Regions from separate parts of the Homo sapiens genome. Here all the other regions are linked to region 1. Evidence: chromatin loops called from intact Hi-C (ENCODE). Cell type or tissue: GM12878. All regions are shown on one strand. Each heading gives the region's core, and the rest is flanking DNA. Links, peaks and the distances in the headings are about the cores only.

What was found. A loop is a pair of places that touch in the nucleus more often than their neighbours do. Peaks named below come from ENCODE experiments on the same cell type or tissue, not always from the same donor. Only the 100,000 strongest peaks of a DNase experiment are listed, where the experiment ranks them.
Region 2: it touches region 1 in a loop (14-fold over the local background); 15 of 110 quality-filtered maps call a loop at or near these places.
Region 3: a loop joins it to region 1, with 9 times the contacts of the local background. A loop is called at or near these places in 49 of 110 quality-filtered maps.
Region 4: a loop joins it to region 1, with 6 times the contacts of the local background. A loop is called at or near these places in 5 of 110 quality-filtered maps.
Region 5: it touches region 1 in a loop (3-fold over the local background); 3 of 110 quality-filtered maps call a loop at or near these places.
Region 6: it touches region 1 in a loop (5-fold over the local background); 9 of 110 quality-filtered maps call a loop at or near these places.
Region 7: it touches region 1 in a loop (6-fold over the local background); 6 of 110 quality-filtered maps call a loop at or near these places.

Annotation. Positions count from the first base shown.
Region 1 is chr5:160,436,115-160,440,476 of GRCh38, reverse strand. No RefSeq gene overlaps it. Among named protein-coding and RNA genes, the nearest start is that of PTTG1, 16 kb to the right of the region's middle. RefSeq lists a silencer at 1,537-1,596 and an enhancer at 3,542-3,601. In GM12878, for the core only: CTCF peaks have their summits at 1,166 (motif pointing left) and 1,931 (motif pointing left); DNase peaks (open chromatin) are centred at 1,166 and 1,736; H3K4me3 peaks cover 1,756 bases; H3K27ac peaks cover 1,490 bases.
Region 2 is chr5:160,785,424-160,789,785 of GRCh38, reverse strand. It overlaps ATP10B (ATPase phospholipid transporting 10B (putative)), which reads left to right. Exons shown (of 26, transcript NM_025153.3): 2 at 3,983-4,227. Among named protein-coding and RNA genes, the nearest start is that of ATP10B, 65 kb to the left of the region's middle. In GM12878, for the core only: a CTCF peak has its summit at 2,332 (motif pointing right); a DNase peak (open chromatin) is centred at 2,365.
Region 3 is chr5:160,507,163-160,511,524 of GRCh38, reverse strand. No RefSeq gene overlaps it. Among named protein-coding and RNA genes, the nearest start is that of MIR146A, 24 kb to the right of the region's middle. RefSeq lists an enhancer at 2,622-2,701. In GM12878, for the core only: a CTCF peak has its summit at 2,569 (motif pointing left); a DNase peak (open chromatin) is centred at 2,544.
Region 4 is chr5:160,841,039-160,845,400 of GRCh38, reverse strand. All of the region lies in intron 1 of ATP10B (ATPase phospholipid transporting 10B (putative)), which reads left to right. Among named protein-coding and RNA genes, the nearest start is that of ATP10B, 9.0 kb to the left of the region's middle. In GM12878, for the core only: no CTCF peak of the experiment used is centred there; a DNase peak (open chromatin) is centred at 2,000; H3K4me3 peaks cover 638 bases.
Region 5 is chr5:160,968,913-160,973,274 of GRCh38, reverse strand. No RefSeq gene overlaps it. Among named protein-coding and RNA genes, the nearest start is that of LINC02159, 32 kb to the right of the region's middle. In GM12878, for the core only: a CTCF peak has its summit at 2,312 (motif pointing left); no DNase peak of the experiment used is centred there.
Region 6 is chr5:161,534,075-161,538,074 of GRCh38, reverse strand. The region is part of intron 3 of GABRB2 (gamma-aminobutyric acid type A receptor subunit beta2); the gene reads left to right. Among named protein-coding and RNA genes, the nearest start is that of GABRB2, 11 kb to the left of the region's middle. In GM12878, for the core only: a CTCF peak has its summit at 2,115 (motif pointing right); no DNase peak of the experiment used is centred there.
Region 7 is chr5:160,673,813-160,678,174 of GRCh38, reverse strand. The region is part of intron 6 of ATP10B (ATPase phospholipid transporting 10B (putative)); the gene reads left to right. Among named protein-coding and RNA genes, the nearest start is that of ATP10B, 180 kb to the left of the region's middle. In GM12878, for the core only: a CTCF peak has its summit at 1,980; no DNase peak of the experiment used is centred there.

The sequences.
Region 1 (4,362 bases), core at 247-4,246:
TTTATAGCATCACAATTCACAATTACAAAAATATGGAACCAACCTAAATGCCCACCAACCAACGAGTGGATAAAGAAAACGTGGTATATATACCCCGTGGAATACTACTCAGCCACAAAAAGGAATGAAATCATGGCATTCGCGGCAACCCGGATGGAGTTGGAAACTATTATCCTAAGTGAAGTAACTCAGGAATGGAAAACCAAATATCGTATGTTCTCACTTTTAAGTGGGAGCTAAGCTATGAGGATGCAAAGGCATAAGAATGATATAATGGACTTTAGGGACTCCGGGGGAAAGGGTGAGAGGGATGAGGGACAAAAGACGGGACATTGGGTACAGTGTACACTGCTCTGGTGATGGGCGCACGGAAATCTCAGAAATCACCACTAAAGAGCTTATCCATGTAACCAAATACCACCTGTTCCCCAAAAACTATTGAAATTAAAAAATAAAAATAAAATAATGTTGGTCGACATCATGAGAAAACCATTCCCTTTTCACTTCTCTTTTAGCCTCTCTGATTACTTTAAGGATAATCTCAATTCAGTGCTAATATATCTTTAACAGCTTTCCTTAAATATTTCTTTAAGAAACTCTTTTAAGAGAGAAAATGGATCCTTGGTGGGAAACCGCATCAGTATCAGCAAGAACTTAGTACCATTGCTTTTTTTCTTTTCGTCTTGGTTACCCTCCGATTATGTCAAATGATGCAAGTTTTCCATTGACACATTAAAGTTTCCGTTTAAATATATGTATTCATGTTAAAGAAAAATTGAATTGATTTAAAGAAAAATATTAAACGAATACTGCTCACTGACTATAATATAAAAAAATTTTTAAAGCAGTATCAATGAAAATAAACATATTACTTCCTAATCACTTTGTAAGCAAATCACTCAGTAAGGAAACTAAAATTTTAAAGCATCTGACTGTACTCATGGTGGGTACACGTGACTAGAAATCTATCACACTAACATGAGGGTCAGCTCCACGCTCTGTGACTTCTTCGCTTCACTCTCCACCACAACCCCCTGTGCCACTCCGGGGACCTCAGGAAGAGTCTAACGGGGCAATTCCAGTTGAAGGGGAAACAGCCAAAGCCACCACGGAGGGGGACTGTCTGTGCGAGCTGATCGCAGCAGGGAATGTGGTATGCCGCCCCCTGGTGGGCAGTTTCGAAATTAGCCCGGCACCTTTGTCCTCTGGTGTAGATAGACAAGCCTAATACTTGTAAGACATACTTTCCTAAAAGGAGAAGGTTTCCTTTGCATTGTATGTAAGCGGACATGTAAGCATAGGCACACACTGCCTGTGGATATCACTTCAGGGTAGTACAGGAGGTGTTACGAAATGTTTCATACAGAAAGGGGCTTTTATGTCTGATAAGGCTGAGAACTACTGTCCTAGAGCAGCAAGACCCGCCGCTCCCTGCTTGACTTAACAGCCAGGTGAGGCCAGCTTCTATGGAGACCGCTTCGTGGTACCAAGTGTGCCTTCTAGCTGGATGTTGCAAAAGTTACTTAACCAATCAGAGCCCAAGTTTCCAACCATCAATAATGAATGCTCACGCATACCCACACCCCATGGCGTTTCTCTGAGAGTCCAAAGGACGATGCGTGTGAGGCACTTAGCACTGATCTGGCAGCCAGTAAGTACTTATCAATGTCAGGTGGCGGTGGTAACAGCGCCCTCCCTTCCACCAACCTCTCCACCCCAGTTTTATTAAAAGAGGTCTGATGTAAAAGAAAAAAACAAGAAAAAAGGAAAAAGCAAAAAACAATCAGGATTTTCGGACAAAACTTACCACATCCATCAAGCTGAGGAATCCTAAAGACATCGAACCCCAACGTACCACCCATCTCAGCTGAAAGATCATTTCCAAATTAGAGGAAGCTGCGACTGACTGAGAAGGCAGGAGGTGCCCTCTAGTGGCATGGTTACATTAGCTTGGGAGGAAAGGTAGTGCAGTTCATTTTCAAAGGGAAGGACAAAACCAATTGTTAAACTGAGGCAGGAGGCAGTGATGCTTCAAAGATGCAAGTGGGAATTTACTGTCTGCTCTGTGGACCATCGAAGATGCCTTCAGGATCTGGCCTTAGCCAACGGCAAGTGGCATGCTGAAAGTCAGATCAGCTGGTCAAGGGTGGAACTGGGAACTGAACCCAAAGGTGCTAACTACAAATCCAGAAATCTCACCCTTGACAGCAAACCTCTTGCTAGTGGGAGCTGTGGCTTGTGTCATTTTACATCCTTCAAAGCAGCAACCACAGGGTTTTGTATACATAGATACAGTATTCAATAAATTACTTGATGAAATATTCATGAAATGATCGTTTATGAAATAATGAATAATGCATTATTTCATTTGTTGCTCACAATAACTGTGACATAGCCTAGTTTACTGATAAGGAAATTAAGTCTCTGGTCAAGTAACTTGCCTAAGATCACAAAGCCAGGTTTCAAACCAAGCATACTAACTCCAGAGCCTCGGTGCTTATCCACTAGACATGCAGTTCTCAAACTGTTTGGTCTCAGGATTCCTTTACAGTCTGGGTTTTGTTGTTGCTGTTTGTGGAGATGGTGTTTTACTATGCTCAAGCAATCCTCCCACTTCAGCCTCCCAAAGCACTGGGATTATAGATGCAAGCCACCTTGCCTGGCTTCCTTTACACTCTTAAAGAAATTATTAAGGATGAAAAAGAGTTTTTGTTTATAAGGATTATACCTATCAATATTTACAGTTTTAGAAATTAAAGCTGAGGAATTTAAAATATATTTATTTAAACATTATCACAATAAAGCAATTAATTATAACATAATTAATATATTTTTATAAAAAGTAACTATTTTCCTAAACCAAAAAACACCCACATTTAGAAAATTAACATGACATTGTTTTACATTTCTGAAAATCTCTACTATCTGGCTTAAGACAGCTGATTTCTCACATCTACTTCTTCATTTGCTCTGCTATAATACCATACTTGGAGTAGCTTCTGGAAAACTCCACTGTACACTTGTGAAAGAATGGAAATTTAAAAGGCAAATAACATCCTGGCACTATTATTAAAATATATTTGATGTCATGTACCCCTAAAAGGTCTTGGGGACCCCTGGTATGTCTAGGCACCCTTTTGGAAGCACTGATGTACAATATGCTGTCCATAGGGCAAGTGAACAAAGGGCTCTGCCCTCCTGAGAGTCACATCTCCAGGGAGTTCATTCCACTTGTAATGTTCTTAGTAACTTCATAAACTCATTTCAACCTCTTTATTTTTTACATTCTTGCTCTTTTCCTGGAAATGGCATGTCCTTGAAGGCAACTCTTTCTTCCTCTGTGTTCCGGATGCAGCCAGCCATCAGGGCAATGATGAGTCCCAAAACAGAATCCTTCAAGCAATAAAGAGGGTCTCTGCTTTAATCCTAGATGCCTCTATATAAAGACCAAGGAGCATAAACTATTTGTATTAGTCTGTTCTCACACTGCTATGGAGAAATACCCAAAACTGGTTAATGTATAAACGAAAGAGGTTTAATTGACTCACAGTTCTGCAGGGCTGGGGAGACCTCAGGAAATTTACAATCATGAAGGAAGGGGAAGCAAACACATCCTTCTTCACGTGGTGGCAGCAAGGAGAAGTGCAGAGCGAAGGTGGGGAAAAGCCCCTTATAAAACCATCAGATCTTGTGAGAACTCACTATCATGAGAACAGCGTGGAGGTAACCACCCCCATGATTCAATTACCTCCCACCGGGCCCCTCCTACCATACGTGGGGATTATGGGAACTACAATTCAAGATGAGATTCTGGTAGGGACACAGCCAAACCATATCACTATTCATTCCTATTATTCCATTTCTAGGGAAAAGAACTTTCTAAAAATTCTCACTCAATTTCGCCTAGACTAAGAAGCCCAGTGTCAAGAAGTGATACTCCCAATTGTGTTTTATTAAAATATGTAAATGAGTCATGAATAGCAGTATCCTAAAAGACATCATATTTCACATCTAGAGTGGGGCTCCCCTGGCTGCCATCCCTCCCTGGTCACCAACCCTCATGTGGCCTTCCCATCAGCATCAGTGAAGAGGGGACCCCTGTTCCACCCCATTCCCCAGTACGACAGTAGGGGGATGGGATAGTGTCCTCTTGTATCCTCGCTGTTGCCTCCAGACCACACTCTCTCCCTCTACCCTCAAACTGCAGCTTGGAATCTTATATCATCAAATAGGCCCATCCATTGCTTATCTCATTGCAAACACCTGTGTCATTCCCTTCTCCCCACCCCGCCTTAAAGATTTTGTCCGTAGCTCACTGCCATTCTCTTTACTACTGCTCCTTTGTTCTGTCTATGCCTTCCA
Region 2 (4,362 bases), core at 211-4,210, 350 kb before region 1:
GAATGAGACATGAACCTAGGTCTCACCTCCACTATCTATTCTGCCAATGTGTTCCCTGGGAACTTCCTTGAGTCTGTTTCCTGTCTGTAATCTGTAGCCAATAATTACGCTTGGCATTGTGAAATTTCATTAAGATAATAGATGCAAAGTGCTTAGCACAGTGCCTAGCAGTACAGTCATGTGCCACAAAATGACATTTCGGTCAACAGCAGACCACAGATACAATAGTGGTCCCATAAGATTTTACTACCATATTTTTATTGTACCTTATCTATGTTTTTATTGTAACTTTTCTATGTTTAGATACACTACTTACTATTTTGTTACAATGACCTACAGTATTTAGTAAAGTAACATGCTGTACAGGTTTGTAGTCTAGTCACAGTAGGTTAGACCATACAGCCTAGGCGTAGAGTAGGCTTTACCATCTGGGTTTGTGTAAGTTCACTCTATGGTGTTTACACAATAAAAAAATCACCTAATGATGCATTTCTTAGAACATATCCCTTGTTGCATGGCTGTACTCAAATTTGTTAGCACTTAATGTTAGTTCAAACCCACTTCTACTGCTAAAGGGGTCTCCCGGTGATGGTCAAACTGAATTCCCAGCCTACATGCCTCTACTTGAATCAATTGGCCTGTCTCACCAGCATTTCATCCACATGTATGGGTGCATGTACATGAGGTGTGTGCACTCATGTATGCATGCACATAAATATCAAGGGGCCAAAGTAAATGTAAATGCTATCTTCTCCATGAAGCCAACTATTGAGGCCCTAGTCAGAATTCATCTCTCCACTTTAGAATTTTTGAATGTCGATTAAGCCATCTTTGTATGTATCACATACCGATGCCTAGCACAGTGTCTGCCATAATATAGAAACCTAACTGTTTCTATATTCATCTGCTCATTCATTTTGGATGAATGAGTGGATGGATGGATGGTGGATGGATAGAAAGTTAACTTACTTATGTTCTCTGGCAGCTCCACAGGGATTTATTTATCCTTAGGCACACAACTAGTCAGCACAGTGCCTTACCCACTGTAGCTATTCACTAAATAGTGGTTGGATGGTGATAAAGGAGAAGAAAAATTAGAAAACCAAGACCAATCCCCACCTGGAATCATTCTCCTTTCAGGGCATTCTATTGAAAGGAGTTATTGAGAAGAGAGGCAGGGAGTTGACAGCCACCCTCTGGACTCTCTCCCAGGGCCTTTTTAGAACAGGAAAGTTAATTATGGAACCAGATTAACAGTTTCTTTTTTGATACAGCCAAAGTAAAACCAGCAGGATGCAATTTAGCTCTTCCCCACTTTCCAGATAGCAGCAAATTTTCATACAAAACAAAGAGACACTTGAATTGCAAATTACTTAGAGACTCAGCTAGCAACCCCAACGGAAGAATATTTCTACTTTCAAAATCCGCTGTTGCCTTTTTAGGTTTAACCATGTAGTGGGACCTTCACAAAGGCCTGGGCGTCTTGCTGTTTCAACTGTTGGCCAAGTGGGGAGGAGGAGCAATTCATTAAGGTTTACTGGAATGTCCCAGGGTGAGCTTTTTGCTCAGAACATTTTCCTCTTCTCCAGACTGTCTGTCTCTAACTCTCAGAGCACCAGCCTCTACTCACAGAAATGAGGGCTAAAGGGTTTCTAGAGGTCATCTCACTGGAGAGTAGGAAAAGCAAATGCCTATAATGGCAAGGGGAATGTAACAAATAAAACAGGTGGTGAAGGTGAATGTATGACCTCTAGGAAGTAGATGAGGACAGGGGCAAAACTTTACCCCATCTAACCATCACTGGACCATTAGTGATTGTTGCTAGACAGTTCCAACAAGTCTGTAATCTGGATTGTTAATTGAAACGTTCTTCTTAGCTGTTGGCATCTAATTAATAAGGGGGAATAATACCGTCTATTAGCTGGATACGGACTATGGGGCCACCAGTTTATAACTTCTGATCTAGCACACACGGCTTCCTTATTTGATAGACAGGGAAACCAAGGTCAAGAGACAGAAATAAAAGTATAAAAGATCACAGAGTGTCCCAATCTTCTGACACCTCCTCCAGTGCCTAGCTGATTCCACCATACAGCCTCCCCAAATTCCTGCCCCCCACGCAGGACACGGAAGCTTTACTTTCACAAGAGCATTTATTAACTTATTTTTCTGATTTAAATAAATAATTCCTATTTTCTACAGAGGACTTGGAAGATTTAACAAGGATAAGAGAAAATTAAAAAGTCTCACAGCAGTGCCATTTTATTTATGGAGGAACTGGAGGCTAAGATGGAAACCTAGCTGGACCCAGGCTGCTTCCAGACACGGCCACTGGAGGGCAAGGTGGCATCTCAGTTGGCTTAGCCAACAATAACAGGTTGTAGGAAGGTTAGGGCAGGGGTTGAAAACACAGCCAGGTACGTGGCAGAAGTGAGTAAAGGAGGACAGATCAGGAAATACGGTGAACGAAGTAAATGTGCCCTGCCTGAACCCTGTAGACACCACTCAGATTCAGCTTGTGTCCTTGTGTGGGAATGCAAATAATGTTGACAGCCTTTTGGAATTTTTTAATGTGAATCTTGAAATCTACCCTTTTTAAGTAAAAATTTTCAATGTGTGAATGTAGTTCAAATAATGTGTGTGTGTGTGTGTGTGTGTGTGTGTGTGTGTGTGTGTGTGTCTGTGTCAAAACCCTTCAAGGAGCAGGATTTGGGCTATGGACTTTCTCTTTGTGAACTCTGTTTAGTGACTCACTGAGAATGAACTGGGCCCTAGGCAGGTCAGTCAGCTGGGTGGAGAGTTTGTTTGTGATTAGTCACAGGCCACCAGAGAGCTGTCATGCAGATGACCAAAATCAGGGGGACAAGACTGAGGAGGCCGAGGCTGTCCATTGACTTAGTTCAGCTGTCCCCTGGAGAGTGAGGGCTTCAACAAGAACCAGGCTGCATCTTGGACAGACCCTATAGGGAGATCTTCTGCCCAAATCTAAAGCACCTACCGTGGCCTTTTATAGAGTATGTGTGTGTGCATATGCATGTGAATAATCTTTACCTTGCTAAAATAATATAGATTATCTCCCTTGGTAGCCTTGTGGAAGACAACTTCATTGTCTCCAAAGTGGAAATGTTTAAAGTCAGTAAAGTTAGCAATGAGTGTGTCAACTCTTTCCTGTAATGAGTTACTGTAATGAATTACTGAAAGAAGTTAGGCAGTAGAATGGAATGGAGGGAGCCGTTGAATAGGAGTCTTGAATTTTCCCACCCTGCCCTCTCTCTTGAGCTTCTATTTCATACTCTATGAAGTGAAAATTATGATAACTGCCCTGTTTTCTATATTGGTGAGGATTTTTTTAAAAAGAAAAACAGAAAACCCAATGGCTTAAGAAAACAACAAAAACTAGCCTAAGCAGAGAAGGGTATGTATAGTTCACACAAGTGAAAAGTTCAATCATAGTTAAATCTGGGGGTCCAAATAACATCAAAGCTAGGTACCTCTCACTCAAAACTGCAGTCTTGATTTCCCATGTTGGCTTCCAGCAGCTCTGGGTCTCCATCTTCATCATTGCAAATACAGTAGAAAGAGACCTTCTACTACATTTTCAACACAAGTTTCAGAACTGACTTTCATTGGTCTGAAATCCCATATCCATTCTGAAACCAGTCAATGTGACAAAAAAGATGAAATGCACTGAGTGGCTGGACCAGCACACATTTCATGGAGCAATTAGGCATTTAGCTGAGGATCTCTGGGACCATAATTTGCATTCTGTATGGTGGCAGATAAAGTAGCAGACCTGATTCCCTGGCAGAAATAAAATGTTTCTACTGAAACAACTTCCTGGGAATCTATTCCACTTGCTCTATAAAGTGTGTCTAAAGCTAAAGCCATCCAGTTAAAGAGAAAAGGGCAAAATACTTGATTATTGCTGATACTAAAATGAGATTGTATATTTTGTATTTCTTTTCTGTCCTGTGTCGTGCAGGCTTCCTTTGACAAGAGAATCAGAACCGACTGGTGACATTTGTTTCAATGAAAGCAACAGTGTGAAGAGTAAGTAGTTTTTCCTATTATTCATCTCACTCAGTGGAGATAATGAACTCCTCTCCACTGCCAAGATGAGAAACTACCATTTCTTACACATGGACACAAAGATGAGAACAATAAACACTGAGACTTCAAAAAGGAGGGAAGGAGAAAGAGGAACAAGACTTGAAATCTACCTATCAGGTACTATCTTTACTTCTTGGGCAGTGGGGTCATTAGAAGCCCAAACCTCAGCATCACTCAGTATACCCATGAAATAAACTTGCACATGTACCCTCTGAGTCTAAATTAAAAAAACAAAACAAAACAGAACAAAAA
Region 3 (4,362 bases), core at 153-4,152, 71 kb before region 1:
ACACAAACATCCACCCAACGGGTCCTGCCCAACATGGACGATGCGCGAGCCTCCTCTGGAGTTTGATTTGGGAGGATAATAAGCTAAACAAAGGAGCAGATGATCCCGGAGGCTTATTTGCAGTCTGCACAGTTATATTTAGCCATCTTGTGACTGGGTTGCTGCCTCTGTGTGGCAATTGCCCTTGGGAAATTTAATCCCTGGGGGATGCAGAGAGGGGACAGAACTGGGAAAGGGTATGGAGGGGTTTTAAATGCTGCTTTGGGGCACAGGAAGGAGGGTCAGACCAAATGTGTCCAACAGGCAATCAGCGGGGGACAGTATTTTGGACACTTACTAGTAGAAGCATGGAAGAGAATACAAAAATGTGTAAGGGGACATTTGTGTTCATTGTCTGTAAATTGTCTAGCACATAGGATTGTGAGGTCCCTTTGTCTTTCCTTTATGCCTACACTCAATAAGCCTGGCAGAGTGAAAAGGGCAGCGGGTGGGAAATCCAAAAACCTGGATTCTAGTCCTAGTCTGCCATCAGCTCAAAGCCATCTCCCTTCTCTGTAAAACGAAAAGCCTGTCCAGAGAGGATGATCCCTAAGATCTTGTGATTTTACCCGTGACAAGATGCAGAGAGGCCACGCAGCATCAGTGGGGAGCAGACGGTTAAGGAAATCGTGGAGCTGTCACAACGGAACACTCTGCAATCATTACAAATGGTGGTGCTGCTGGGCGCGGTGGCTCACGCCTATAGTCCCAGCACTTTGGAAGGCCAAAGTGGGTGGACCACCTGAGGTCAGGAGGTCGAGACCAGCCTGGCCAACATGGTGAAACTCCGTCTCTACTAAAAATACACAAATTAGCTGGGCGTGGTGGCACTGGCCTATAATCCCAGCTACTTGGGAGGCTGAGGCAGGAGAATCGCCTGAACCCAGGAGGTGGAGGTTGCAGTGAGCTGAGATCGCACCATTGCATTCCAGCCTGGGCAACAAGAGTGAGACTCTGTCTCAAAAAGAACAAAAAAAAAAAAAAAAAATGGTGGTGCTGATACCACCCGACAAAAAAATGAACTTCCATTAAAATAATCTGTAGAGGGGGGAAAATGGTGCTAATCTATATTAATTGAGACTGAAGGCATTTATAATCTCTTGCTAAGTGAGAATGGCAGCAGCAGCATGGAGCAGCCCTTCACCGTCAATCAGGCAGCTGTGGAATGGGAGAGAAAGACCACAGAGAGCTGGAGGGTGGTCCACAAAGGTCTGGAGAGGAAGGGGAATCCAAGCAGAGCCTCATCTCACTCCTGCTGACCTCTCTCCCTCTGTCTTTTGGGACTAACTTCTCTGGGAATGTGAACCCCAGAAACTGGGACTGCCAGAGAAAGGAGGTTTTTATATAGGATTTGTGTTGTGGCTTGTTTTGCTTTGTTTTGGTTTGTTGTCTTCATGATGTTTCATGCCCAAATACATGGAGGTAGAGCCCAAACCACCATCTTTCCCCAGCTTGAGGCAGCAAGAGGAGTACCAAAGGGAGCTTAGGTCCTTAGAGACCTAGTCACCTGGGGGGACACTCTTCGAAAAAGATGGTGGCTTTAGGCAGAAGCTCCACCTCTTGTTGGGGCCTAGCCTCGTAGAGATAGTCCATCATTCTAGAATGATGCGGCAGGAAAAACATTATATATCATCCCTCATTCCCAGAGCAGTCCTGTTTCCACCCTACTTATTCTCAAGCTGACAGGTTCATGAGCTAGTACAATAAGGCTCTGGATTCCAGGATAATGGAGGGTTTAATCTGAGTTTCAGGGAGACACGTAACTCTCACAGATATTCACCAAGTCTCCCATATCAGTCTCATCCTCATCAAAGGCAAAGAGAATACTGACTGTCATGGTGCGATTTGAAAGAACCAACAGTACCTCCTTCACCACCTGCCAAAATTCCACCCTTAGCTCTTCATTCCTTTCTGTTAAAGTATACTCAACTGCTGAAATGAAAAAAAAAAATGTATGAGTCAGGAAAATAAAGCTCCCTCAGTATGAAGAGCCCCCAGAATTAGAAATCACACAAATCACAAATAGGCATCTAAGTGGGCAGTTCTCCAGTCTCAATCATCTTTACCACTTCTCTTCTTTGAATCAGAAGAGTCTTTTCACATCACCATGTTATCCTTTTACAAAGGGGCAATTTAGGCCCAGAGGAGTTTCATTTCTTAAGCAAGGTCACACAGCACATTAAGAACCAACATTGGGGTCCTCTGACTCCTGGGAACATTTTAAAGGACTCTTTAAGGTGAAATTCAACACATTATTTCGTTGTTTTATAAACAGCAGGAACCTCCCCCACCAAAAGTCCTTTTTTATTCTTTCTTTGCTGGCACCAGCATCTATAGTGATTACAGTATGCAGAATGAAATCATCTGAGTGTGTAGACGATGTATCTGAATTCAGACACGCAGAGTTTGGGCTTGGAATTTGACACGTCCCACACCAGTGCAAACCCTATCGGCTTATCTGGGTGTGCCTGCAGACTTCATAGCCCTGGTCTCACGCTTCTCAGTCCTTTGCCTTGGTGTTCCTGCCCTCTAGTGGCAATAAACTTTACTACAGTCACATTCACCAGCAGACAGCAAATCAAACGGAAGTTAGATTTGAGAAGTTATAGCACTTTTCAGGAAGGATAAAGGCAACCCACATCTTTCTCTTTAAAAGCAGACCTCGTTATCATGGGAATGATGTTTAGTCTCACACACAAAAACGCTACTATCTAGTCTTTAGCACGAAACAGATCTTAACTTAGGCATCCAAGGTCCTGGGCTGGAAAATAGATTATATAACTGACTTAGGGAGTCATGGGAATAAGGGGGCTCAGAGAATCTATAGGGCAGGAACAGAAAGACTTAAAGTGGCAAAAGAGAAGGACATTGGCAGATGGTGCCCCCTGTCAACACTGGCATGAATTAATTCAAAGTCCTGCCTTCCCCTTTTCCCAGCTTTGAAGGTTCAGTCCCCTAGTCCCCAACCACACCTCCCTTTGCTCATCTAACTCCTGCTCCTTCTGCCCATATCAGCTCAAGGCTCCTTCCAACTCTGAAAATGAGATGGGCCCTCGTCTTATGCTCTCATGGTATGGGGAAATTTCCAAGCATAAGACTTTTTCACAGTCCTTAGTTTTATGTATCTCTGGTTATTTTCATGTCCACAGTAAATTATATAAGCTCCATGAGCTTAGGCACTGAGCCTCCCTTTATTGACCATTGAATCTGTGCCCCCAAAACAGTGATTAGCACATAGGAGGCCCTCAATTAATGCTGTTCAATTAAATTAATAAAATTGTAAGTGTTGGTTGAATGTGTGACATTTGTTTGCAGACTGAACAAACAGATCTTGTCTCAATGAAGAAAACAGGCAAAGTGTACCTAGGGTCTGTCCACAGGGCTATGCAGAGCCAACTGTGAGCACTTTCCTTGTACAAGCCGAGGGTGGACACTTTCCTTGGACATCACCCCAAATGCTCACCCTCACCCTGGGATGAGTAGCTGAGCAAGGGTCTTCACCGTAATTATACTTTTTGATCATGAGCATCCATAGGCTCAGCTTTTGTTCCTGCAAAGGTAACAGAATCTGCCTGAAAACAGAGGACCGAAGGACAGCAGACAGAAAGGCTTTGAAGACACCAGGAGACCTGACCTTCAGAGCTGCCTCTCTGTGTGACCTTGGATGCTACCTCCCTGCACTGGGTCTCCATGCTTTCATTTGTAAAAGAAGGAGCTTGAGGTATGTAACATCAAAGTCGTGGCGTTCTGCTGTCAGAAACCCCAGCTGAAGCTGGCTTAAAGTAAAAAAATGGAATATATTGCTCATGAAACTGCAAAGCCATGGATTCAGGGTTGCCTCGATCTAAGATATCAAGCAACGTCATCCAAGCCTGGTTTCTCTTCTCCATCCATCAGTTCTGCTTCCCTTTGTGTTCACTCCACTTGTAGGCAAGTTCCTTCTCTGTGAGGGTCTCTGGCAGCTCCAGGCTTTCATCCCCTCAGCAGAAAAATAAAGAGGCTCTCTCTCAGACCCAGAACTGCAGCTCAGCCATACCTTTTGGGCCGTATACTCATTCATGAGCCAGTCACAGTGGTTACGGGAAATTCTTGGCTCCACATGAATCACAGAAACACCACCCAGAGGCCAAGCTCCATGACAGTAATGAGGAAGCACTCTCAGAATGCTGGGGAGGAGGTACTACACACACTGAAACAAAAATGGCACCCCAGAGTCAGTGATCTTTAAAGACTCTTCTAGCTTTTTTTACCTTGCCGTGACTCTGAGATTTGATACCAGGGAAAGGGAAGGGAGAATAAAGCCATAAACACTCTCTAAACTTA
Region 4 (4,362 bases), core at 237-4,236, 400 kb before region 1:
CACATTCCTAATTTCCAACACCAAGAACTAAGTTTGCCTGTTCTTAAAACCTGTGAATGGAACCACACTGATATGTTCCTTGGTGTCTGGCTCTTTTGCTTAATGTCATGTCCACAGTCATGGTTCCCAAACTGCGGGCTAAAGCATCCCAGGGTACCACAATGTGCTCATAAGGAAACAGCAGGATATTTTTTAAATTTTAGAGTCACATAGTGATAATTGACAACTTTCAGACACTGAATGAAATAATAGCCCATAGTAGTTCAGTTTCAACATTAGATTGTGCTACATTTCTTTTGATGCTATATCTTTTAACACCAGATTTTCAAGAGTATCTGTGATTAAAAGCAAGTACACACAAAAGTCAACATGAAACAAATAAGGGTGGCCAAATCCGATCTGATTCCAATATTCAAGAAGCTTTGGTATGCCCAACAGGCACACAAATCCTATTAGTAATTTCTTGTGGTTATTTAAGGATGAAAAATATCAGTTTTTTTCTTTCAATTTATGTGTATTTTTAACATGACCGCTAAGTTATTATAACATAAGTATTGGTCAGGGACAGTGTCTCATGCCTGTAATCCCAGCACTTTGGGAGGCCAAGGTGGGCAGATCACTTGAGGCCAGGAGTTCAAGACCAGCCTGGCCAAGTAGCAAAATCCCATCTCTACTAAAAATACAAAAATTATCAGGACATGTTGGTGCATGCCTGTAATCCCAACTACTCAGGATGCTGAGGCAGGAGAATCACTTGAACCCGGGAGGTGGACATTACAGTGAGCCCATATGGAGCCACTACACTCCAGCCTAGGCGACAGACCAACACTGTTTCTCAAAAAAAAAAAAACAAAGTATTTATTAAGTTATTGGGACCTTACTACTTCATAATCAGAACTATTATGTATTTCTTTTGGTGTGGTGGCACCTGTGAAAAAATTCCTACGACACTAAGGGAGCTAAGAAAGTTTGAGAAATCTCATTATGAGATTCATTTTTGTTGCTTCATGGAATAGTCATTTGTTAATTTTCATTTGTGTGTGGTTTTCTATCATGTGAGTACACCACAACTTACGTACATTTTCTACTCTTGATGGAAATTTGGATTGTTTCCAGGTTGGGGCAATTATGAAGAATGTTCCTATGAACAGTTTTTGGCATATCTTTTAGCACATATATGTGTGTGTGTGTATATATATATATTTCTGTTGGGTATGTATTTAGGAGTGAAGTTGCTGAGCTTTAACTGATACTGCTAAACAGTTTTCTAAATTAATTATTCCAATTTACATTCCCACCATGGTTGTTGGAGAGTATCAGTTGTTTTACTCAAAATAACCCTTAATATTTGAAGTTATTTTAATACTAGTAAATGTAGGCATATACAGATTTTTGTACTTTGTAAAGCTTAATTCAATTTTGGGGATTCTACTTAAGAAAATAATACTAAACAAATTTAAGTTTAAAATGAGTAATTATTAAAAATGAGAAAATAAATTACAGAAAAGTATAAAATTTTAAAGCTAAAAAATAACCCCAAATATTACAAAATGAAAAAAACTTGAGAAAAATAATATGAATTCACTGCCCATCACACCCCTGCATTGTTTTGTTCCTATGTCCTTTTGCTGGACATTCTTGAATTGCCCCTTCAAAACAATTTTGTATTCTCATTTTTTATGGAGAGATAGATTGGTCTTTGTTACAGTATGTTTGATCAAAACTTTTTAAATATAGTTTAGAAAAGTTTCTTTAGGTTCACAATTTGTCAAATTTGGGGAAATCTCTATCAGATTTTTTTTAATGAACTGCAGATTTTCAGTTCCTTTTAAGTTGCATGGTAAGCTTAAGTGCTCTTTGAATTGGAACACTCATTAACAGCTTTTTTTTTTTGTCAATGCTCTGTTGGTAGTAACTTACGTGTTTGCTTAGATACTCCTCTTTGTTGACATCTAAATCAACGAGGCAGGCAATAGGGTATACCTAGAAGCCATTTCTACCTTTGGAAAGCTGGCAATTAGTTACTCAGTAAGTACTCAGTAGGTAAGGCAATTAAGTACTCAAGGCTGACCACAAACCACTAAAAATATTTCACTAAACTGAAACTAAACATATCCCCAACTCACTTTAACCCTTACCAGTTCCCACATATACACATAGCTACTTCTATTGAAGTGATTATATGACTTATCTCCTCTTTTTTCTAAACCTCTTTATGTTGAAATATATTAGTTGCTTTTCTAACATGAAGCCAGCCTTGCATTCCTGGAATGTATGCCACCTGGTCATTATGTATTAGCCTTTCTATCAATCTCTGGATTTGTCTGGAAATATTTGGTTTAGGATTGTTGCTTTTATGTTTATAAAAGATTGACCTATAATATACTTTTGGATTTTTCTTTCATTTTATTTAAGGTGTTCATCTGCTTTTGGTATCAATGCTCTGCTGTCCTCATAAAATAAATTGGGAAGTGTTTTCTATTTTTATGTTTTCTGAAACAACTTGTATAAGATTGATGGTACTCCTTAGCTCTTGGAAGAAATTACCAGCCAAGCCACATGGGCCCTGATTTTTGTGTGTGTGTGTGTGTGGGAATGTTTTAAATAATGAATTCAATTGCTTTAATAAATATAGGATGATTCAGATTTTCTGTTTCTTCTTATAAAAAAGAGGCTTTATTTTTCTAGGGCTATATCCTAGAAGAATTATTATTAAATAAATTTTTAAATTTATTGATACAAATGTGCTCATATCTTCCAATGGTATTATTTTTAAAATATCAGTTGAATTTTTAATATTCCTTAAGTTCCCTTCATTCCTTTGGTTATTGGTTATTTGTTTCTTCTCTTTTTTCTGTTTTATCAGTTAGCTTTTTCATAGTACCAAATTTTGGATTTTTAAAATTCTTTCTGCTATATTTTTTATATTGACCTTCTTCCGTTTACATTTGTTGGGTTCCATTCGCTCTTTATTTTTTTATCTTCTTGTAAAATATACTTAAACAATTGGTTTTTAGCCTTTCTTCTTTTCTAATATAGGCATTTAAGGCTATCGTTTCCCCAATCATAGCTTTAGGTGCATCCCATACATTTTGATATGCCGTATATTCATTTTCATGTAATTTAAGATATTTTAGAAACTTCCATTTTGATTTATTCTTTGGTCCATGGGTTATTTAGAAGTTATTGCTTGGTTTTCAAACTTAGGGGAAAATGTTTTTTAGTTATCCTTTGGTTACTTATTTCTAGCTTATATCTATTATGGTCTGAAAACATGTCTATCATTTCAAGTCTTTGAAATTTTTTTGAGACTTGCTTTATGGCTAGCCTGTGGCCTATTTTAATAAATGTTTCATGAGCCCTTGAAATCCTTGTAGGCCGGGCGCGATGGCTCATGCCTGTAATCCCAGCATTTTGGGAGGCCGAGGCGGGTGGATCACCTGAGGTCAGGAGTTCAAGACCTCCTTGGCCAACATGGTGAAACCCCATCTCTACTAAAAATACAAAAATTAGCTGGGCATGGTGGCACGCACCTGTAATCCCAGCTACTTGGGAGGCTGAGGCAGTAGAATCGCTTGTGCCCAGGAGGCAGATGCTGCAGTGAACTGAGAGCTTGCCACTGCACTCCAGCCTAGGTGACAGAGCAAGACTTCTTTAAAAAAATAATAATAAATTAAATAAAAAGAAATCCTATGTAAAACTAGGAGTATACAGTCAAATACCCTGTATTAATTGGGTTAGTTACTTCTTCCTCTCCCCTTTAGTGAGGTTATGTTATTTATTTGAAATATAGCTGAGTTTATTTTTCAGTTTTATTTTTCTCCTTCCCATCTTTGTCAATTTAATTTTTTATTGAATATAGAGAACATTAAACTACATCTAAATATCAAAATTATACAAAAACATATGCTCAGAAAAGTGACACTGCCTCCTGTATTTCTTCTGCTTCATTCCCCTACCTCATATGGGAGCCAATGTTGTTCTTGTCATTGACTTCCTGGGTTTCTCTTTGTAAAGATAAGTAGATGTACACATATTCTCTTACTTCTCCTTCTTTCTTTTATACAAGGTAACATGTAAGCTTCTTTGCAATTTGCTTTTTTTTTCACCTAACAATGTATCCCAGAGGTCATTCTACATCAGTTCGTAGAGATCTTCCTCATTCTTTGTTTACAACTGCATTGTATTCCATTGAATGTATGGGGTTATAGTTTAATCAGTGTCCTATGCTCAGACATTTTGGTAGTTTCCTACAGATATTACTTTAATGAGTAGCCTCATAAATATATATGTATCTTCAGGATAAATTCCTAGAAATGGGCTGCTGAGATGAAAGACAGATGCATGTATAGTTTTATTAAC
Region 5 (4,362 bases), core at 214-4,213, 530 kb before region 1:
TATAACTTGCTATTGTGTGACCTTTTGCAAGTCTCTTAACCTCTCTGAGCTTCAGCTCAATCTTCCATAAAATGAGCACAGGATTATGGTAAGTATTAAGAGTAGATGAGTCCTTACCAGAGTGCCTGGTACTGCATAAACACTTAGCAAATACTGTCTTTATTTCTATAATTATCACTATATTTAATATGTGTGCTCTTTATCATTGCTACCTAGAGCTGAAACTGCATACAAAAATCTATTAATAATACAATTTCTCATTTAACTAGTCTAAGCTAACCTTTAAAGAGGTGAGTTTATGCTCAAAGTTATATATTTGACATTTCTAATCTAATGCTTATTTTTATTGGCTCTTCCTGGTTGCAATGGTATCATCAAAACTTACCGGTTCTATTGTCACAATCTTCTGCTAAGGCAAAAGGAAGAATCCTATTCAACTGAACTCATTAATGGCTGATAAGGACATAAGGTATAAAATAACTTAGATGTAATTTTCTTCATTCTTAATTCAAAGGCATGGGTTATCATGGATGGATGGCATGTTTATGGATACCATTCATGGACAGACACTCCAAAAAATTTACCTCTTATCTCGAGTTTTGCTTTGATTTAGTCACATGACCATGAAACAGTCATTTAGCCTTTCTAGGTCTTACTTTGCTCATTAGTAACATAACATCAAGAAATACGTCTAGGTCCATTTTTATTTTAAGGCGTATGAAATTCATATTACATTTTGAAAAATTTTAGAGAATGTTCTAGATCTGGATCTGCAATTAGAATGTATAGAAAAAAGAATAGGATCAAAACCAAGAGATTCAGGTTCTGAATCCAATTCTCCTATGTTTTTATTATGACTAAATTCTTGATTTTATTCTTGAATAAACTTTGCTTCTTCGTTATCTTTAAAATAAAATTATTACATTAAAGCTATACCCTCCAAAGCAATCCATGGATTTGCAAAACAATGGGTTAGGTGTATAGATTTCCTTGCTATAGGAATTCCCAGTGAGTTGAAATGCCAATGTGCACCGTGGCTATTAGAGCAGGGATTACTTTACAGTCTTTCTAAAATTTCTTTTATGAAAGAGCCATTCCTTTTTTCCCACTGTGGCGCTTACTTCATGAAATACCCTTTAAAAAAAAATGGAGCCAGGCAACCAGCAAAGTCCTTTGTGATTTTGGCAGCTCTAGCCCTAGTCTTCTGTGAATTTGGGGTGAATATGGCAGCAGGGATGAAGGAGAAACAGATTTCAAACCATAGATTCAGTGCAGCCTCATTCAACATCCACAGCAGAGCAGCAATGCTCTCAAAGAGTTAAACTGCCCTCCCTTAAGCCCAAATTCACAGGCCCAGAGGAGTTTGGGATCTAAAGGAGTTATCCTTTTTTTTTTTTTTTTTTTTTTAAGTCTATTTATCTGTCGCTAATAGAAAGATGGGAAAAAATTCTATAACATAAAATATTATAAGCCTCTGTTCTGTGGGATTTTTATAATTCAAGTAAAAGCATTCTGGAAAATGAAAACTTTAAAGAGGTTTCTTTTGCAGAATGGAACAAAAGAGTTGGGCCTCTTCACCTGGCTAATGCTGATAATTATCTGTGAAGACCTCTCTTGCTCTCTCAGATGAGTTTCTCTAGGTTTCAAAAGGAACTAATTCCCCAACAGCTTGAAAGGATAGAAAAGAGGTTGTCAGATGATAAAGTTGTTTGGCTTGACATAAAAGATTCTGAAACTCAGTATGAAAAGAAATGCTTCTAACATGACCTCCTCAATGACAAAAATTGGCATGTTTTAAAATTGCCACAATGTTTTATACAAAGTTTTTTATAAACAAACCAATGGTCTAATGTTGTCTTTATTATAAATTTGGTGATGATGGTATTAGAAAACTTGTAATTTAAACCCAGTAAGGAATGAAATAGAATTACTAAATTAAGTATTCGAAGTAAAGACCTTAGAGATTAACTTGTTTGTTGTCTTTCATTCAAAGAAGAAGAAATCAGTCCAGAGAGAGAAAGTGACTTACACCAGGTCATGTGGTAGATTAGCGTCAGAGCCCAAGTTAGAAATCTTGTCTCAAACATTATTTTAAAATAAGCTGGATTTGGCAGACATGGATCTGGATATTTTATTTTTTTAATATGCAAGCTTTTGTTTTAAAATCCTTACTATAATCATCCATGAAAATATAGAGTTTTCGTATTTTGAGGAGCTTAATACTATCCCTTTAAGAATAATAATGTGAGCACTTACTTCTAAAACCACAGTAGCAATACTGCTTTAATAAAATGCCACCTAGTGGAGCTTTGGAAGCAAAACACACTTCCTCCATATATCCCTCTCAAAAAGAAACACCTTCTTTACACTCACACTTTAATCAATATCATTATCTCCCTGAGTGCTACATGATTAAAAATAACACTGAAAATTGTCCTACTTCCAGAACACAGCAGGGAAGATGACACTGCACAAAAATAAGTTGGATCACAAGAAAGAAGACATATGGGGTCAAATTGAAACACATGGGGCTAAAGGGCCTTAAATCTTTACCCCCATTTTACTGTAATAGAAAAAAGAATTAGAAGCAAATTTGTTGTGCTAACATCTTTCCATGGTTTGGGGGATCCAAATTGGCCTGGAAGGTGGTGCATGTAAAGGGTGAACATTATGAACAACTTACCAGAAAAAAAAAAACTCTCTGGAATCAGAAAACCTCAGGACTACGAAGTACCTAAAATGGTTTCTGGTTCAGCTTTCAGACTGTGGTGAGGTCCTCACTGATTCAATTTAAAGACCCCACCCAGATAGTAACGTGAACAGCATCATGGAAGAATGAATGGGCCAATCTGTAAAGTTACACATGGAAAACTAAAAATAATGCATGAATACTAGATAGGCTTTTTCAACTCAGTAGAAAAAAGAACCCTCAAAATCAAAAGTGTCCAACATGGAATGAAAAGGCTGTCCCTGGAAGGCTGGAGAAGTATAAGTCGAAACTATTACACTGTTAAATTTAAAGAGGCTTAATATTAACCTCATAGAGACCTAATATTTAAAAGAAATTGGAGGGAACTGTGCTTAAGGGGAGAAGATTTAGGAATCTGTCTTTGTCTTAGGTTGGTTCTTCCGGGAAACAGACTCTGAGAGGGAGATTTGAGTTCAGGATGTTGATTGAGAAGTGCTCTTGGGATCAGTACCTGTGGAGGAGTGAGGGAAACAGGGCTGGGCAGAGGGAGGCATTGAGCAGTTATACACAATCAAGAAAGGCTTCAGCAGATTCCATGAGGAGGTCTAGAGCTGGAATGGCCTTTACAGTTGCCCTGTAAAGAGGCAAGGAAGCTAGACTGTTATATGCCTGCTAATCAGTCATGGCTTTGGGGTTGCCCCAGGGGCAAAGGTGTGATCTTGTATTAACAGCCTTCTTTGAGAATAATTCTCAGAGGGAAATTCAACTGAAAGCAGTCAGCTGTCAATACATGAGTGCCTCAGCTTAAAAGGGGCATGTGGACAGGTCCTGACAGCATCCACTAAAGCATCTCTCCCTGTCTCTCTAGAATGCAACCAGGAAGCTACTCTTGTCATACTCCAAAGCTAAATAACCTTTAGCCTGCAGTTGTTCACAAAAGAGTGTTCCTCAAGCCTTTTTGTTTTCTATCTGCATGCTTCGGAATACCTCCCCCACCACCCCACATACAATCGTTTGCATTGGCCCTTTTCTATAATATCTCAGGATACAATAGCCTATGTTATGATAAGATAAAAGTCTAACTCATCTTTTTCTGACATTTGTCATATAAATTGTGTCCCACTTTGACTCTTAACTTCTCTGCACCTTATTTTTTAATCTACCAAATGGGTATAATCATATCCCCTCTCATTATTATTATGGAGACTAGATAAAATAATGGCTGCAAACTAGCATAATATTTAATCCACAGTAAATAATTTGCTATTCATTATTATAGAAAGAGAGAGAGAGAGAGAGAGATTCGTGTATATATGTACTCACACACACAAACACTTTCAGCCCCTAGTCTCCAATGTCTTTGCCTAGACCAATGGTTCTCAGAAGTCCCTAAGACCCTTTTCATTGGCTCAAATTGTTTTTGTAGTAATACTACAGTATTAATTGCCTTTTTCACTTTCCTTTTTTTCTTGAGGGTAAAATGAAGTTTTTCAGAGGCTGACATGTATTGATATCATTTCTTTGATGTCAATATGTAATGAGTTTATTACTGCTATTTTGAAATAAATTTACAAAAATTTAACTTTTTTTTCTAATTTCCCATGTGCTAAATATGGAGAGATGTAATCTATGTAAAGAAAACCTTTCGGGAAGTCCTCAGTAATTGTTATAAG
Region 6 (4,000 bases), core at 1-4,000, 1.1 Mb before region 1:
CACAATGTGGGGTCATGAGTGCTTTGAAAGAGGATATACACAGGGCATAGTGGGAATATACTAATATATTACATGGAAACGAGTCAGGTGAAGAAGGGGGTTAGAAGTGTGTGGATAGATGTTCCAAGCAGAAAGAATAACATAGAGGAGGGTGTGACACAGGATAAATAAATGGTATTAGGGATTTGGAAGTCATTTTAAAAGACTGGAGTGGGAGTGAGGAAAGGGTAGATTTGGTGTTGAAGCCGTAGGTGGGGATCAAAAGATGAAGACCATTTTTGTGTCTTGCTCAATAATTGAATATTTGTCCAAAGCCTGTAGGGGCCCATGAAATAGTGTCAATAGAATTGCATGAACAGATTCACACCTATCGAAGATGGTTCTGAAGTGTAGAGGGTGGATTGAAGTGGAGCAAAATTTAACGTTGGAAGATGAGTTGAAAACCTACTGCAAAATTTCAGGAAGATGTGATGAACTAAGACAGGAATGCAAAAAAAGAAGATATAAAATTATTGTGTTTATAAGATGAAAGTGACAGGACTTGGTGAATCCCATGATTCTCATAGTATCCTTTACTGATGTAGGGAAGACAGGAAGGGGAGTGGAGGTCAAGGGGATGAGGCATGTGGGCAGATAGTGAGTTCACTTTGGGAAATGGTGATTTTTTTTTTCTATGCACATGGAATCTCCAAATGGATACAACCAGCAGGCGATTGGAAAATATAGGTGTACAAATTAGGAAGCAGTTATATAGAGAGACGAACTGAGCATTGTCAGCATATAAGTGGTGCTTCTAACTTTGTGAATACATAAAATTTAAAAGGCAAAATGCAAAGACAGCTAAAAATGGAAATCTGGTGAGCCCCGTATTTTAGATAGTGGAAGACAGAAAAGGAGCTCACAGAAGAGATAAATAAGTAGCAGTCAGAGAGTTAGTACAAGATACTCCAGATAATCATGTCTTAAAACCTGAGTTTGAGAAGCAAATAGTCAGCTGCGTCAGATGCCACAGTGATCAATTGAAATAAATCATGAAAATTTTCTCCCAGATAGAGTAACAGGAGCGCACTGGTGAAATGTAGCAAGAGGAGTTTCGGTGGTCGAAGACTACACTTTTGAGAAGTTTGGTTCTGAAGGGATGTAGGGAGAGGGAAACAGCTTTTAAAAAGTCATATATACCCAGGCATGGTGGCTCACGCCTGTAATCCCAGCACTTTGGGAGGCCGAGGTGGGTGAATCACCTGAGGTCAGGAGTTCAAGACCAGCCTGGCAAACATTACAAAACCCCGTCTCTAATAAAAATACAAAAATTAGCTGGGCGTGGTGGTGCATGCCTGTAATCCCAGCTACTCAGGAGGCTGAGGCAGGGAGAATTGCTTGAACCTGGGAGGCGGAGGTTGTAGTGAGCCGAGATCGTGCCACTGCACTCCAGCCTGGGCGACAGAGTGAGAGTCATATATAGTTTGGTGGAGAAACAATCTTTAGAAAGGAGTAGGTTGAAGATACAAAGTGGGTAGCAGGACTGGAAACTAAAGGCTTGCCTGAAGACTTACATATTCTCTGTGAACATACTAAACACTTTATATTGAAATCAGAGGAGGTTAAAATTGGCTGCTGTGAAAATAGGTGAATGAGTTCACTCAGGAAGCATAAAGTGGAGTAAAGGAGGTGTGAACACTCTGTGACCACAGACAGCCTTAATTCCAAACAAATTATGCCCACACAATTTTGGGCACAATTTTGGCGAACTGTTGTTTTCTCCTTCCTCTTTTCCTCCTTCGGTTTCTCCTCTCATCCCCCTTCCGTTTCTCCTCTCATCCCCTCCTGAACTTTCGTACAGCGCTCAACATTCTCCACCATCATCATAACATGAATATAAGGAAATAATTATAGCTACTTGTCTTAGTCCATTTAGTGTTGCTACAACAGAGTACCTGAGACTGTATAGTCAATAAAGAAAAGAAGTTTATTTGGTTCACTATTCCGGTGGCTAGAAATTTCAAGATTGAACATCTGCATCTGGTGAGGTCCTCATCAGGCTGCTTCAACTAAAGGCAGAAGCAGACATGGAACCGGCTTCCTGTGCAGAGACATCACCTGGTACAAGAGGAAGCCAGTAGGGGGAGGTACCAGGCTCTTTTTAATAATTAGCTCTCAGTGGAACTGATAGAATGAGAACTTACTCCTCAGATAAGGCATCAATCTACCCATAAGAGCTCTGCCCCCATGACTCTTAGCACCTCCCATTAGGCCCAAACTCCCAACAGAGCCACACTGGGGATCAAATGTCAACATGGGGTTTGGGGAGGACAAACATCCAAACCAGGGCACTACCTTGTATTGAGTTTTTAACTTGTGCAGGTATTGTGTTAATGCACTTCAAGTTAACCAGTTCTCTTATAAAAACTGAGACAGCCACTATTAGCCTATTTAAAAAGGGGAAACTGAGGCCCAGAGAGGTTAAATGATTTGTTCAAGGTCACATAGCTAGCAAATGACTGCCTTCACATCTCTCAATCTTAGCCATCTTGTTACACTGCATTTTAAAATGTAGCAAAGCCATTTTCTTGATCATTTGCATTCCATGAGGACCTTGTTTCGTTATAGTTGTTTTTACTCTTATTTTTTTGGAAACAGTTGGTGGACCAAATAAACTAATCCTTCCTCAAATATTACTGTTTCTGCTGTCTACTCCACCTTGAAAAAAACCTTAATTTAATTAAAATATATGTTTTTTTAAGTAGGTACTTTATTCACAGTGTGTTAAATGTAATACACAGTGCATTATATAATATTCACAGTGTGAATAATATAACTCTCCTTGATAATCTTATATTTTATATTACATCTCTTGAGCACAATTTAAACCAAGCAATAAAGAAAGATTTATATAAAACATTGAGGAGTTGAAGATGTTGATTCTGTCATAATTTCTTTCATTGTGAATGGGTACCATTTGTTAACTTGTCTAATAATTTTCCTATTGCTTCAGCAAAATCTGTCAGGTAACCATTAATGTCAAAAATTTATGGTAAATATTTATCAGGAAATGTTGCCTGGTATATGTTCAAGAACTGTAAGCTGTCTCAGTAGTTTTAGGATATGTGTGGGCACTATATGAATATTCTACATCTTTTTCTTTTTTTCTTTTATTATCAAGACCTAATTTTCCGTTGAATTTTCAATAATGAGAATGAATTTTTATGCTTACTGAGAAATTGCTCCTGCATATGATTCTCTTAAAGGTGGTTGAGTATTTTTCTTCTCTGGGGTTTTTTCTTCTTTTCTTTCCAGTTTTTCCTCGCTCTATTCCACGTAATATAAATACAGTTAATCATAAAGTTTACATCTCTAGAATACTTAATTCATCTATTTTTAGGCAGTACCCACTTGACAGTGCCAGTTTCTATTTCTCTTGGTTAATTCTTACAGCACATCCTTTACTGTTGCTTTTTTCCTTCAACAATCCTCTGACTTGACTCTAGTGTGAAGTAAGCATCTGACTGTGCATTTACCCTGCAAGTGAAAATAGACAAGGGAAGTATCTTGAATTTCATATTTCAGAAGCGCATCATGCATGTTTTAGCTTTCTTTCTTCCCGAGAGGATTAAATATTCATGGAAATTCCTACAAGAATGTAAGTCAGAGAAAGTATTTTTCTTGGGAAGGAGGGCTTAGTTCTGGTGAGGGGAAAGGGCAATTATTTGTTTTATAATCATTCTATAGCAGGTTTTCTTTACCTTGGCTATATTGGAATTTGGAGCCAGATAATTCTCTCTTGTCAGGGCTATCTTGTGCATTGTAAGATGTTTAACTGAATCCCTTGCTTCTACCTAATGGATGCCACTGGCATCCCTGAAATGGTGAAAACCAAAAATGTCTTCAAAAATTATCAAATGCACCCTGGGGGGCAAAATTGTTTCAGGTTGAGAGCCACTATTGTAAAAAATTGTGCTGTGCTTTTAGAAAGTAGAGGAGAGATTTTCTTTTTGAGTAATGG
Region 7 (4,362 bases), core at 247-4,246, 240 kb before region 1:
CTATGCTTTGCGCTCTCATTTTTCCTGCTAGTCTATGTGGCAGAATTTTAAAATCTGAATTCAGCAAAACTGTCTAGAGGTTAGCCCTCTTTCTTTTATTTCTGGCCACAGCACACTTGAACATACCCACACCAAGATTTAGATTCAGAAAAGGGATGTAGGTGGCCTCATCTGGCTCATAGCCTCAGCCACTTGGTCCAACTCAACTTCTTAACATAGACTCTATGTTAGAATATCATATTTGTACAGCTGTTAATAAAGCTGCAATTTGGTACTAATATTTCCTCTGAATAACAGCCCTCAAGGAAACCCCCAAAAGAAGATGAACTGATTGACCAGGCAGAATTTAAGCTTTGCCAGGGCTATCTGAACATCAAAATACAGTCATAAGCCTATCTTTGCCCTAAAAGTATATTCTGGGGTTGCTGCCTGCAGGTATTAAATGAGTTACTGCATGTAAAATGCTTAGCTTTGTGCCTGTGGCACTCATAAAATGTTAGCTTAAATATTGCTAAGGAGAGTTCGGTAGCCTTGATAGGCAGAAGTCATCACGAGCTTAACCCAAGGGGAGTAAGAAAGAATGACCACAGGCTCGAGTTTGGAACTGCATGAAAGAAGACAAAAAAATCTTTAACCATAGAACTCGACTCCAAGCTCTAATAATATAACAAAATGGGCCTCGGGGAGGACTCTGAAAAATGCAGACAACAGAAAAACATCCATTATCATTCCTGGCTATGAAAAGTGCAGTTGGCTGGACTTACAGACCAGCAGACCATTGCATCCAGCCTTCAGGCCTTTGCTCTACACTTGGCACCAACAAACCAGGCTCCTTTCTGAAGCATCCATTTTGCAGGTGCCCATGCTACTCCCACTGCCTCACCCTGTGCTCACAGAAGGCCATAAACCATTTGGGCGAATTCAGCTTGTCATTTCAGGAGAGAATGCTTTAGGTCCTCCCCAAAACTCACTGGGTGGGAGAGTCATAAAACAAGAATTCAGGTGTCCCTGATGCTCCGCACTCTTGTCATCAGGCATGATTTGTATGTCCACGGGTAAGGATTTATGGCCTCTGTTTTGCCATTAAGGAGATCAGAATTCCAAAAGGTGAGGCTCCTGTTCTCAACCCAACCTCTGCTAGGTTTATGTCACCTTCTTCTGAGGCTCAATCAGCTTCATGCCTCACTCCAAAACAGAGCCACGAGACCATGCTGAGCCATGTCACTCCCACCACCATCACTCATCTGTCCTTGTAGACACACCTGTGTGACCTTATGCAAGTTAGATAACTTTCTGAGCCTGTTTCATCATCTATGAAATAGGGATAATGATAAAAATAAAAGCTATTCCATTATTAGGCAGCTAACCTGTAATGGAGGTTAAATGCTGGGTTCATTATAGGTAGTCAATACATGTAAGCTAATAATTTAAAATATCATTGTTAGAAGTCTCCACTAGGGTATCTATAACAAAGATGTTAAAATGGCCAAAGGTTAGGAAAAACTGCCTTTCTACTACCTGTATTCAAGAAAAATATACAAGGAATCAATTGATATTTACTAAACACTCCCCATGTGCTAAACACTATACCCAACCCTATGTGCATATAGAAATATAAGACCCAGGATCATCGCAGCTCTTAGCAAGCTTCTTACGTACTTTAAAATAGAAGATGCACACGACAATTAGGAAATAGGATGGTAATATACAGGGAAGTGTGGCAACAAGATGTGCACCGTCATGTCCAGTGCCCAGGAGTGAAAAGAGAAAGGCAGCATTTGGATCTGCAGAGGTTAAAGGATGAGCATTTGGGAGGCAATTCATATCCTTGAATACCCCCAGGCTGAAGAATCGTAACCCATGGCTATGATCTTGCTGGATGGCACCTGTGACTTCCATGTCCTCTGAAGCACTGTGTTTCCATGGCCATCACTGCTTAGTGACATTCTATGTGCAGTTCTGCTTTCTTTACTGCCACCACATGGTCAAAAAGGTCAGGAGTGGGTTATCCCCAGACCTGGGGCTTCAAACATCCTCCCAATATAAAGAACTTTATACTGTATTAATGTAACCCAAATGTTCCAGCCCTCACTAGCTTCTGGGTATGAATGAGGTCCCATTAATAAAAACGTCCCAGTGACCATGCCATTCAGCTCCAATCTGCTGACTTAGAACCTCAGTCCTCCCACCCTAATCCTCAGCTCTCCACAGATATATCTAGGCATCCTCAGATTGGTAAATATCACATGTGTCCTCCACTATTTCCAGCCCAGCCAGGGGTCCTGGTCGCCCCCCCTCCCCCACCCCCCTGCTTCTCTGGCCTCAGCTGTTTCTTTCTGGTGCTTCCCTGAGCCCTGCAAGTCTAATCCACCTCCCCAACCCCATTGTGATCTGTAGGTCACACAAGTTGTAAGCAGAGAAGCCAGGATTCAAAGCCTCTCTCAATCCCTATGCTGCAGTCACTCTGTCGGGCATTCCTCTCTCACCCTGGGTTAGTGACATGGCACTGAGCATTCTGGGCCTGGCATTCGAGCTTCCTGAAGGACAGCCAGGCCAGCTCATCATCCTGTGTGGAATGGGAAGTTCCACAAGTTAACTAATCCTTCTGAAAAATCCCCTCTACTCTAGTTGCCTGAAACTCTCTTAATAAAATCCAGATGCTTGAGAAATGGAGCCTTCAGCATCCTCTCCTCCCTCTATTTCGCCTTTCACCTGCTCCCCCATGGCATCCAGTTGGCTACAAACCTCTCTTGCTGTTTATTTACCTCTTAATAATCCCTATCTCCTCTCAGAAAGCCATTTAGCACTGCACCACTTAATTTTCCTCGTGGCAGAATCTGCCAGATGGAGCCTTCATCCCGAGCCATGTTGATTTGTCTTATTTTTAAACAGCAGTGAACATGGCATAAAACTAAAATAGCAGTCAGTTCCCAGGTGTGGACCCTCTAGTAGGGGGACAGTCCAGGGTGTGTGGATGTTTCCACCTGGGGCAGCTGTTCGAAACAGGCTGGATTAATGAGAGAATGACTTCTGCAGGCGGCTCCTGGCCAGCTGCTGGTCTCCCCTGGGCTTCACTCCATGCAAGAGCATGCTGCTTTTCTGTATCAGCAGGATTCGGCCAGTCATCACCTCCCCTGACTGAACCCCCTTGGGCTGTGTGCATCCCTGACTTTTCCACAGATATGGTCCTGACAGTGGAGGAGACAAAGTAGATGCTAGAGAATCAGCATAAAGTGGCCCAGGGCAAGAAGGAAATATCCCTGATCTCATTTTTTAATCCCCAAAATTCCTACAAAATGTGTCTCTGATTCCATAACATAACTAAGTTTAGTTACTATAAATAAAATTTTTCAAATTTTGTACTGGCCAAACTACTGAACTATGTTTCCCCTAAACTTTTTTTTTTTAATGAATGCTCCCAAAGTCATATGGATCTCATAGCTTTATTATTCCTAGATGCCTACCAGGGTATCCTGGAGGTATGTGTGCTTCTGTTTGAGAAGCTCAACCCTGGAACTGGGCTATCTCTGTCTTGGGGAAGGCAAACCCACAACAGTCACTGAGAATATTTCTTCACCACTGCATGCGATCCTAAGGAAGAGAGGATTATGTCTAAAGAAAAGACAGGCAATTATAACCAGTAGAGCAGTGACCTCCTTGGGATCCAGCAAGTAATGTAAAGAAGAGAGAGACTAGTCTGACTTACCACTTGTGGGTGGCTCCTTTGATACTTAGATCATGACAGGACTTGACAGGACAATACTCCAGCCCAGCTCACAGAAGTGACAGCTCAGAAAAACACATATGCCACAAGCTCCTCTCCATAGCACTCCATCTTCCAGCACCTTTATAATCCACATTCTAGAATAAGCAGTGCAGTCCTTTATTACAAAGGGGGAGAATGAGATTCAGTGTTCATGGGTGGAGGTGCATTGGCCTTGCCTTTGATATGCCTCTGTATGCAGATACTGGCCAACGAGTATTTATCAAAACCAGTTTGCTCTGGGAGGGTTGGCGATCAGGATTTGCTCAGAGTGGAAGGTGTTCTCCCTGAATCCAATCTCAAATACTGGGTAGAATGCTGAGATTATAGCAGTCAACTGATACCCCACATCCCCAAAGGCATTATCCAGTAGGACACAGAAGCCAAAGAAGGGAGAAAAAAAAGGAAGACAAGACAGAATGAGTGATACATTCTTTGTTCCTTGGGACAATTTTGCTATAATATTTAAGAACACTTTAAAGCACTCTCTCAAAAAGAAAAAAGAAAACCAGTCTCTCCTTCACTCTATGAGATTCTTTTCTCACAGAGAGTATGGACCATTCCAATGCCTGTAAGTAGCCTTATACTTGGATATTTAA